3 separate regions of the Homo sapiens genome follow, and regions 1 and 3 are each linked to region 2. A link is a contact called in ENCODE Hi-C data. All regions are on one chromosome and are shown on one strand. The core of a region is the stretch at or near the end of the contact, and the rest is flanking DNA. Distances in the headings are between cores, read along the strand shown. Region 1 holds the start of KRAS (KRAS proto-oncogene, GTPase). Region 2 holds the start of FGFR1OP2 (FGFR1 oncogene partner 2). Region 3 holds the start of ETFRF1 (electron transfer flavoprotein regulatory factor 1).

Region 1 (3,230 bases), core at 658-3,157, 1.7 Mb before region 2:
ACTTATTTGTAAAATGATTTCTATTATAAACATAACATATACATTGTATAACAATTAGAAAACCTGTCTGTTTTGATGGATCTCAAGATTTAAGAAGGCTTAGACTTCAGCTATAAGATGCACATGCCACTGTGGGAGGCCGAGGCGGGCAGATCACGAGGTCAGGAGTTCTAGACCAGCCTGACCAACATGGTGAAACCCCCGTCTCTACTAAAAATACAAAAAATTAGCCGGGCATGGCAGCAGACACCTGTAATCCCAGTTATTCGGGAGGCTGAGGCAGGAGAATTGCTTGAATGCAGGAGGCAGAGGTTGCAGTGAGCCGAGACGGCGCCACTGCACTCCAGCCTGGGCAACAGAGCAGATGGAGACCATCCTGACCAACATGATGAAACTCTGTCTCTACTAAAAATACAAAAATTAGCTGGGCATGGTGGCGTGCACCTACTAGTCCCAGCTACTCGGGAGGCTGAGGCAGGAGAATTGCTTGAACCCAGGAGGCGGAGGTTTCAGTGAGCCGATACCGCGCCATTGCACTCCAGCCTGGGCAACAGAGCGAGACTGTGTCTCAAAAAAAAAAAAAAAAAGGAGATGCACATGTTTAAGTCTATTTCAGGCGGTTAGCTGGTGGATTGCTACAATTCCTCTGTAAGTTTAAAAAATCATGTAAGTGCTGTTTTGGAGTACTGTAATAACTCTTGAGATGTAGAACACATCTGCAAAATGAGGGTAGTATAAAAGAGACGAGGGGATGAGGGTAATACATAAGAAATAGGGGAAAGGACAAGAACAGGTAAATTAAACTTCAAGTACTATTTTTGCTATTGCTGTCTACACTCAACTAGCAAGGAAAAAGCCTTGCTTCTGCTCTGCGGGTTTTCTTCGGGTTTAACTTGACCAAGCAAAACAGACCATCTGGGATTAACTTTTTCCTTTTCACTGTAGGTCACAGGCTCTACGTGTAGGGTGTTGGCCACCTGTTCTTCCACCATCTCTACCTCCACCTCCTCCTTTGTGGCCACAGCAATGTCACAGCCCATACATGGGGGAGGGGAGCATTCAGGAACTCGGAGGCAGATGCATTTTTTTCCAAACACAATAACCTCAAACAGTGGTCTCTAAGCACTTTCCTATGCTCTTCCAAAACGTGACCTCCCCTCTTACTCACACATCCCCTACACACGGAAAAGGACCACTATCCGTCCAGCCTGCGCTCGAGGGAGAAGTTTATACCTTCGTCCTAGAGATGCCAAATGCAGCAGGGAAGGCTGGACCGAGGCAGCCGAGTGCTGGAAAGGGAGGCAAGAGGTGCGGGAGCGGGGAGAGGGGGAGGGGAGGCCGGGGCGCCGCGGGAGTAACCTCCACCGCACCCCACCGCTCCGAGGGGCAGCCGGCCCGGCCCGAGTTTCTCCCCAGAAGCCTCCAGCCGCGGCTCTCGGGGAGGAGGAAGGAAGGGGTTCCCCGTCCAGGAAGCAGCACCAGCGGCGACCGCCTCCAGCCTCACCCTCCTCAGCCCCGCACCGCCCATTCCTCACTCCCCGCGCCGCCGCGTCCGCGCGCCTCCCCCCTGCAGACCCCTCTCACCCAGCCCGCCCCGACCCCGCGCCCGCGCCCCCCACCCGCCCCTCCGGGGACCCCTAATTCATTCACTCGCCGCCGGCCCCGCCCGGCGCCGGCAAAGAGGGTCGGGACCCGGGCAGGGGCCCAGGAGGGGTGGTCCGCTCCGTACCTCTCTCCCGCACCTGGGAGCCGCTGAGCCTCTGGCCCCGCCGCCGCCTTCAGTGCCTGCGCCGCGCTCGCTCCCAGTCCGAAATGGCGGGGGCCGGGAGTACTGGCCGAGCCGCCGCCACCTTCGCCGCCGCCACTGCCGCCGCCGCTGCTGCCTCCGCCGCCGCGGCCGCCGCCTAGGAAAATCGAGCTCCGAGCACACCGATGAGTTCGGGGCCGGGCGGCCGCAGAGGGCAGAGCTATCGATGCGTTCCGCGCTCGATTCTTCTTCAGACGGGCGTACGAGAGGGAGCGGCTGAGGGCGGTGTGGGAAGAGGGAAGAGGGGGAGGCAGCGAGCGCCGGCGGGGAGAAGGAGGGGGCCGGGCCGGGCCGGCGGGGGAGGAGCGGGGGCCGGGCCGGCGGAGGAAGGGGTGGCTGGGGCGGTCTAGGGTGGCGAGCCGGGCCGGCTGGAGAGCGGGTCTGGGCGGCGCCTTGGCGGGAGGAGGGACTGCCGGACCCACGCGGCGGCCCGCCCCCTGCCTAGCCGCAAGGCTGTCCCCGCAGCCGCCAATTCTGACCCGGAGCGGGACCGGACCGCGGCGGGCTGTGCGGATGCCACCAGGGAGACGCCGCGAGCGGCCACGCCGCCCCGCTGACCGGTCTCCACAGAGAAGCTGCGAAGAGCACCCCGCCACCCTCAGGGTCGGCCTATACTGGCGCGCATCCATTTACTATCATTGACTGCATGTAAATAAACAAGCAGTCACCAAAAGTGGGAGGCGACTTCGGGGACTTAGGGAGACCGGGCGGACGATTTCCCACACCGGGGCTGTCTGATCGCCGCCCCGATTATTATCAGCCTCAGCACTTGGGCTGGGAATTTAGCCCCAGGCCCAAACAAACACGACAGACCCTTTCAACGCTAATCTTCTCGGGTCAGGAGGCTTGTGATATTTTGCTATCTTTCTTGATATTTTGAACCCATCACAAGGTCTCTAAACAGGGACTTCGCTTATACCCAGGGCCCCTGAAATCACAAACAAAAGACAACTGTTTTTAAGTAGAGATGGCCTTGGTAGTTTAGACCTGAGGAGAGTCATTCAAACATTAATTAGAAGACAGATTAATCAGTTAAAGTTCGTGGAGTTAAGACATTAAACAATGGGGCAATTAAACATGCTAGCATACCCGGAGTCTGTGTTGATAAACTACCTAGAAATGTATCTTGGGAGAGTCTTGAGGATTGAGGGCTGGAAAAGCAGCGCCTGTACCTGATAGGATCGCCCCTCCTCCGAGACTTTCAGTTCCATTCCTCTAGTCCACATCATAAACCACCAATAAAGCTGAATTTAAATCCCAGCTATTATGTCTGTTAACCAAGGCTTTACATCAACTGTCATCCTTTCCTTTCTACTCTTACACGGGCTGTAATCTGCAAGGTTTATTCCAGTCTCCCCCTCCTAGCGCCAGGTGGAAGGGGCAGAAGAGAAAAGTGAAAGACAGGGAAGGGGAGAAAATGTGC
Region 2 (3,392 bases), core at 405-2,904:
TGTAAGGGGAAAAACATATTAGCCAAATATTTGTACATAACATCTTACATTTTTTCTAATTTTCTCAAGAAGATTGTCTTTCCCTCAAGAAGACTTGGTAGGGAACATGAATAATATGTTCAAAGAAATCTGTCCGACAAAGGACAGTTTAATGAGGTCATGACCAGAAAGCAAGGGTATCAATACACCATATTAGGCTGTCACTCTACCAGGCCCAGACAAAAATACCAGTGCATGCATTTTTGGTTTTGCTTTTAAAATGAACTTAAAATTGTCAGAGGGAAACATTTTGACATTTAATTGTATTTGATTCCCTTACATATACGAAACATAAGTGACAAAGACTCTTGAAATACAACTTTATGATCCTTGCTAATTGACATTAGTCACATATAAACCCCAAGCCAGCATTTTTGCACTTCCCTCCAAGAAAAACGTTTGAAGGGGGACTGGCGGGTAGGGGTGCGGAATTAACAGGAAAGAGGAGTGACAGCAAAAGAAAAGGCCAAAACAAAGATAAACATCTCCTAAGATAACCGCACATCAGGTCTTCGCCTTAGGATAAGGACCCCAACTTCACACTCTCCCCTTAGCTTTTGAAACATCACAGTAATTTACCAGGTAGAGCAGAAAAACTTAGTTGTTACCATCACACTGGTGTGTAGAAGGAAATTTAAAACTTTTAAAACTTTTTCTTATTAAAACAGAGCATACGGTACTCCCCTGCTTCGCTAACAAAATCTTATACTGAATAGACAATCCACATTCGAAAAGCACATGGCAAGCAAAGCCAAAGTGTTAAATCAAAACGAACTGATTTCTTACGATCCAGCTATTTTCACCTCTTGCTTTCAAGACGCATCTCCCCTTCATGCAAAACTCTCTTTGAGAAACCTTCTAGACCCACTTTGCTGGAGGGTGGGGGGTGGAAAATACAAGGTGAGTGGATAGGGAAGACCTCAGGATCGAGGTTCGCTTACTTTCGTGCCTGGTCCTGCAGTGAAAACGAACAGAGGCTATGGACCACAGCCTCTCTGGAAAAGGCTGCTGGCTGGGCGGGGAGAGTCAGCGCACAGTCGGGAGTGTCTGGTGCCACAGACAGGGGACTATGCTTTCCCCGATCATCTCCTAGCACACCGGTCCTTCCCAGGCTTCCTAAGAGCAGGAGCGCGCGTGCGCGTGCACACACACACACGCACTCGGGCTCGCGCGTGCGCACAGCGCTCTCCGATAGCCCGGCCAAGCCTCCCTTCCCCCTCGTAGGGCCAGGCGTCCCAGTCGCCGAACAGGAAGAGGGCGGGGCCAAGGAGGAAAAAAAAAGCCTCCACCCCTCGAGATTTTCCACCCGCTAATTTTCCCAGTCACCCATTGGGAAGCAGGATCTGGGCGACCTGAAAGCCTCCCCAACAGCGAAGTACCAACCACGGCCCCCTAAGCGTACGACCCACCCACCCGGTCTCCCCTTCTCTGTCTCTCCACCCAGGCCGGTTTCCCCTGGAAAAACTCGCGAGACTTTGCGAGAGGCCGAGCGAAAGCCTGGGAAGGGAGGAATAGGGAGGGACATAGAAGGGCCCCGCCCTGCCTTCTGGGGCAAAGCGGAGAGTGGTCGGTTCTGCCCCACAGTAACGCGAGGAAAGAAATCTCGCGAGGCTGGAGTTCTCCGGGAGCGCCGGTCGGAGGCGGTCGGCGGAGGTGTCTACCCCGCCGGTGATGGCGTTGAACGCCACTGGCTTCCCGGCCTTCCGTCCGCTGCCTCCGTCCGATTCTGCGTCTGCTTGCTGAGGAGGCGGATTAGGGGGGCGCGGAGTCTCTTCCCTTGAGTGCATAGGTCCCGGTTGGTAGAGGGTTTGAGTCCGCATCGCCACAGCTGAAGGCTGCGAGGGACTAAGAGCAGAGTAAGTGGACTAAATCCAGGGACGGGAGCAGGGGTGGGCGAGTCGGAGGCGTCCTTTGCCGGGGCAGTCCTTCGCCGGGGCCGGTGCCTTGCGCCTCTTGAACCACCGGCGCCCGGCCCTGTCCGCTTCCCGCCGCGGGCTCCCTGCTCCTGGGAGCCGGACTTCCTCTCCGCGCCCCCCGACTCCGAGCTCCTCTTAATGGAGATGCGGTGCGGAAAGTTCAATGAAAAGCCTTGGCTCTAACCCTGTGGACACACCTTCCGTATCTGCTTTCATCCTGCCTTACCCACCTGCGAGTTCACCACCGGACGGGGGACCCTTTCAGTCACCTGTTTGCAGCGTTTAATGAAGATAACTTGTTTCTTGAAACTGCTCTCCAAGGGGTATTACTCTTTTCTGGTTCTCTTCCTGCCTTTCTTCTCTATCCCATCTCTGATAATGGTTCCAGTATCTGTCCTGCTATCCGAACTAGAAAACCAGGAATCATCATTGGTTCTTCATTTCCACTTAACACTGCACTGTATTATTTTTTTTTTCGCCAGAATTAGTGCGGTTGCCCCCTCTGCCCCCCGCCCTCCACTGGTTTCCCTACTATAATCCTTCCATAGAGTTATTCTGAAATACATATTTATCTCTGTCCTTTCCTTAAACTTTTTAGTAACCGTATTGCTGACAGCATCAAATCCTAATTGTTAAGCACATCATCATTCAGGATCTTTTACAGTCTGCCCCAATCCATTTTACCTTTTAGTCCTGCTTTAATATCCTACCATACAAGACTATACTGGCTATTTCCCCAAACATGCCATGCGCTTTGACAGCTCTGTACTTTTGTACGTGCGGATGTCTAGGATGTTTACTGTTCCTCTATTTTACCACCTGTCAAAACCCAATTCATAAATCATTGTCTTCTCAGACTCCCCCAGGTGACATTGATACCGCTGTGCTCCCAACGCATTTGAAACTTTTCTTCTGCAGTATTTATTAGGTTGTATTATTTGTTTCTGTCTCTCCTGCCAATTTGAACCTGGGTCTGTCTGGAATCATGTCTTACTCATCTCTGAGAAAAAGTCCAGTACTTGGCACATAGCAAGCATTATTTATATATACATATGTATGTTTATTGAAATGGAATAGTTCTAAGGAATTCACCGTAAGAGTTCTTCATCCTTTAAAATCATAGAATTTTGGGCCAGAAGGAACTCTGTACATTAGCTTAAAGGTCCCGACCTATTTTGATTATGAGAAACCCTGTACTTCTAATACACATGCAATTGGACTTTTAGTAATTGTTGGTTGAAATTATGTATAATGACAGAAAACTACTATGCTTTTAAATGATTTTGTATTTTATTTTTACAGTATCTATTTATATTTGAGAAATGGAGCAGAAATGTTTTAGACTACAGACAGTGCTTGGAGTATGTGCATTCAGGCAACTCTTCTACTGACTCCTTAGCCTGTAGGTTAGAAATAACTGGTTTAGATTAGGTTAGT
Region 3 (3,514 bases), core at 43-2,542, 1.7 Mb before region 2:
CTGAGTAGCTGGAATTACAGGTGCGCGCCAACACGCCCGGCTAATTTTTGTATTTTTAGTAGAGACTGGGTTTCACCATGTTGACCAGGCTGGTCTCGAACTCCTGACATCGTGATCTGCCCGCCTCGGCCTCCCAAAGTGCTGGGATTACAGGGGTGAGCCACCGCGCCAGGCCTCCACTCCCTATTTCTTCCCACCATATGTGGAAAACTCGTATTTATACTTTAAAACAGGTTGAAAAGCACCACTCTCCTTCCCTTGTTTCCCCTCACTGAAATTTCATCATTTCCAACTGTGTGTTACCCCATTTTAGATGCTTCAATTGTTACAGTTGTAAAGCTGTATTGTAATTAATTTGTTTAATCTGTATCCTATAAGCAGAGTTGTCGTCATGTTCTTCTTGGTATTCTTGGCTTCTAGCCCAGTGCCAAGTACAAAGAATGCACTCCACATTTTTCCCTTAATTAATGAATTAAATAAGTAATTACATTCTCCACTTCCTCTGGTTTTAATTATAGAAAATGTCTTGATGGAAACCACATTTAAGAAAATCAGAGATACTCTCATAGCTACATGTTGGCCTGTCTCCTTGCTGAAAACATGGCAGTTGAGGAGTGCAGAAAAACAAAATGAGAAGCCTTATCATATTTAACTAATGCAGGATGAGAACCTTGAATCACAAAACAATTCATATTCCCACAAAAGACGACATAAAATATTTTTTCAAAGCAGAGTAAATTGCATTAGCTTTTAATTAACTGCTGGAGAAGTACTAAAACATTTCCGCCAAGTTGCAATAAGAAAATTTAGTGGGAACGTCTATCACTACTGAAAGTTACTAGGTTGGGACCAATTTTCAAGCTTAGCAACATTCGAGATCAGGATACCGTGTGACAGCTTTGACCATCTCCCGTTTGCAGAAACTGGTTTGGGACTCCTACCTGTCCGCCTGGTCCAGGTAAGGAAAGCCATTGCTGAGAAGAGGGCCGACCCACCCCAAGGTATGAGTTATTTCCCAAACCGACCCGCTTCGCTGTAAAATATGACTGGCTCTTGATTACATTATTTAACACTGGTGAAGCAGAATCAGTGGTCGCCCCTCCACCTGTCTGCCTCATTTGCCTTGCTCACCATTAAGAGTCAAGCTCCACTGCAGTAGTCCGCAGAGTCGGAGCAGAAATTGTGTGGACAAACGCTCCCGGGTTGCCCGGACGACAGGCCCCGCCCACTTGAGCTCCAGGAAAAGAGCGCAGCCGCGCGGAGGCTCTTCCGGCCGGCGCCCCGCCCCCTTTACTGACAGGTTGCCCACCTCCCCCAACGCCACCCCGCTTCGCAGTAGACGGACAGAGGAGTCGTAGCGGTCGAGGCTTTTGCGGCTCCGGCGTGCCGGAAAGTGCGTGAGTGCCGCCGCCGGGGAGTTTTGTTCCATTTCCCGGATCCTGGGGTCTGGAGGCGAAATATGCTCTGGGCGAGGACCACCGGGTGTGGGAAGAGGGTTCTGAGCGTCTCCTGACGTTGACGGTTTATTTCCTAGAGTGTGTTGGGTCTTTCTGTGAGGGTTTCGAGAAGGAAACAGGCATGCGACTGGTTCATGCAGCGGACACCCGGTGGGAGGCCTGGGCCTCTGCGGTTTAATCCAGCAGGGGGATGGGGCTCATTCCGCAATTTAAAGAGAGAAATAAGTTGGCTCCAGAGGGTTGGTTATTTTAAGATTAATGACCTTCGGATTCTTCTTTCTGCTCTATTGTTTACTTTCTGTGCAGCGTACGCGTCCTTTTTCCTAAGAGCGCCCTAAACAAGAATTGAAAATGAAGCAATTCCTGGCTAAAATATTCCTTAACATGAAGATCGCTGAGGCCCCAAAGACTCATTAGTTTCCCGAGGTCACAGACTAATTTTACTAACCACACAACCTTTAGAATTTCAGTCTCCTCCCACATGAAGAAACGCCGGCACCTTACACCGACAGGAAAACTACAATTAAGTGAGGCTGTTCTCCTCAAGCCCGACTGAGTTCTCTGTAATTGTAGGGCATACCTACACCCTGTTTTAGCATTATGAGACCTGAAATACTTTTAAATTACTGGCACCATTTCTCATCTCTGAATTATAAGTTTATAATGCTCTATCCCTTCCAGTGTTATTGACTACATGCATTATTCATAGATAAGTAGTAGGACTAAGCTAGTCTTTGTGGGTTAAAGTGTTATTATCCCTATTGTAACCTGTAACTATTATAGGTTGTGTAATAGTTATTAGCATTTTACATCCATATCCTGGTAGCAAGATAAAAACATTTTAATAGCGACTTCGTACAGAGTTCTTACTCAGTTTACCATAGCTGTTTGATATGAAAGTTAAGGCTTCCTTTTAAATTAGTTTCAGTAAAACTAATGTTTAATGATAAAACACCTCAGTCAACTCAAGTTAGGATTCATCGGGGTAAGGAGATAGTTCAGTAATCCCAAGTTACCTTAAAATAGTGGGCTTTTAGAGGAAAGGCTTTACTGAAGCTCTCACTGTATCTACCCCATGGGGAACAATGATTAACAACTTTGGCCACCACATAACCCCCAGTAAAATGACAATTTTCCATTAGCCTGGAACTGGAACTGGTTAAGTCCTAACTCCTTAGCCTAGAATGACAGGGGGAAAAAACTATCAATGGGGACTGCAACCGCTGTCTCATCCAGCGCACACATCCAAGTTTTCAGAATAATAGGGGGCTTCTCTTAGTCCTTAACTCTTGGCTCTTTACTTAAAACAGTAACCTCCATGACTTCATGCAGAGTTCAGGAGCAGCCTCAGGGCCCTGCTGAACTCAAAATTGTTTATTCACTACATTGTGAACCCAAGGAGACCTATTTCTCTTAGTGGCTAAAGTAAACCTAAATGCTTCAAGGTCAACTGCATAAAGATAAACTGCATTGCCTGGTGTGGTGGCTCACGCCTGTAATCCCAGCATTTTGAGAGGCCAAAGTGGGTGGATCACGAGGTCTGGAGATGGAGACCATCCTGGATAACACAGTGAAACCCCGTCTCTACTAAAATAATACAAAAAATTAGCCGGGCGTGGTGATCAGCACCTGTAATCCCAGCTGCTCTGGAGGCTGAGACGGGAATCGCTTGAACCCGGGAGAGGGAGGTTGCAGTGAGCCAAGATCGCACCACTACACTCCAGCCGGGTCAACAGAGCAAGACTCCGTCTCAAAAAAAAAAAAAGATAAACTGCATTAATTCATATAAGTTAACATATCAAAGAAGAACAAATTTGCCATAGCCACACTAGTTACATTTTTGCTGGGCAAGTGTTTTATGATACATAATTTGTAAAAAGACCAACAACTAAAAAGGACAACTTAAGCCAGGTCCCTGAAAGCTTTCACAAGTTACAAATTGTGAATTAAATGAAGCTGTGCTGTTAGGCATTAAACAGGTTATAGTTTGCAATTCGAAATTACATCTATGTATATTTAATTTTAAATTATGTGAAAAGAACATGGTTCCGAAGAGG

What was found. A loop is a pair of places that touch in the nucleus more often than their neighbours do. Pooled maps may share reads with other maps.
Region 1: a loop to region 2 is called in a map of CD8-positive, alpha-beta T cell, with 25 times the contacts of the local background. The contact joins the promoter of KRAS here to the promoter of FGFR1OP2 in region 2. A Hi-C loop is called at or near these places in 1 of 168 maps with a recorded cell type or tissue (CD8-positive, alpha-beta T cell), 2 of 37 single-sample maps with no recorded cell type and 9 of 50 pooled maps.
Region 3: a map of B cell shows a loop between it and region 2 (6-fold over the local background). The contact joins the promoter of ETFRF1 here to the promoter of FGFR1OP2 in region 2. A Hi-C loop is called at or near these places in 3 of 168 maps with a recorded cell type or tissue (B cell, CD8-positive, alpha-beta T cell and naive thymus-derived CD4-positive, alpha-beta T cell) and 8 of 50 pooled maps.

The regions. Positions count from the first base shown.
Region 1 is chr12:25,249,022-25,252,251 of GRCh38, forward strand. KRAS (KRAS proto-oncogene, GTPase) reads right to left here and starts at 1,908. Exons shown (of 5, transcript NM_004985.5): 1 at 1,730-1,908. RefSeq lists silencers at 1,509-1,558, 1,619-2,468.
Region 2 is chr12:26,936,816-26,940,207 of GRCh38, forward strand. It overlaps FGFR1OP2 (FGFR1 oncogene partner 2), which reads left to right and starts at 1,655. Exons shown (of 7, transcript NM_015633.3): 1 at 1,655-1,895. It overlaps INTS13 (integrator complex subunit 13), which reads right to left and starts at 1,166. Exons shown (of 17, transcript NM_018164.3): 1 at 981-1,166. RefSeq lists enhancers at 1,471-1,980, 1,709-1,758, 1,981-2,489 and a silencer at 2,019-2,088.
Region 3 is chr12:25,193,945-25,197,458 of GRCh38, forward strand. It overlaps ETFRF1 (electron transfer flavoprotein regulatory factor 1), which reads left to right and starts at 1,293. Exons shown (of 3, transcript NM_001001660.3): 1 at 1,293-1,393. DNAI7 (dynein axonemal intermediate chain 7) reads right to left here and starts at 1,216. Exons shown (of 16, transcript NM_018272.5): 1 at 1,132-1,216. The coding sequence starts at 1,134. RefSeq lists an enhancer at 1,534-1,653.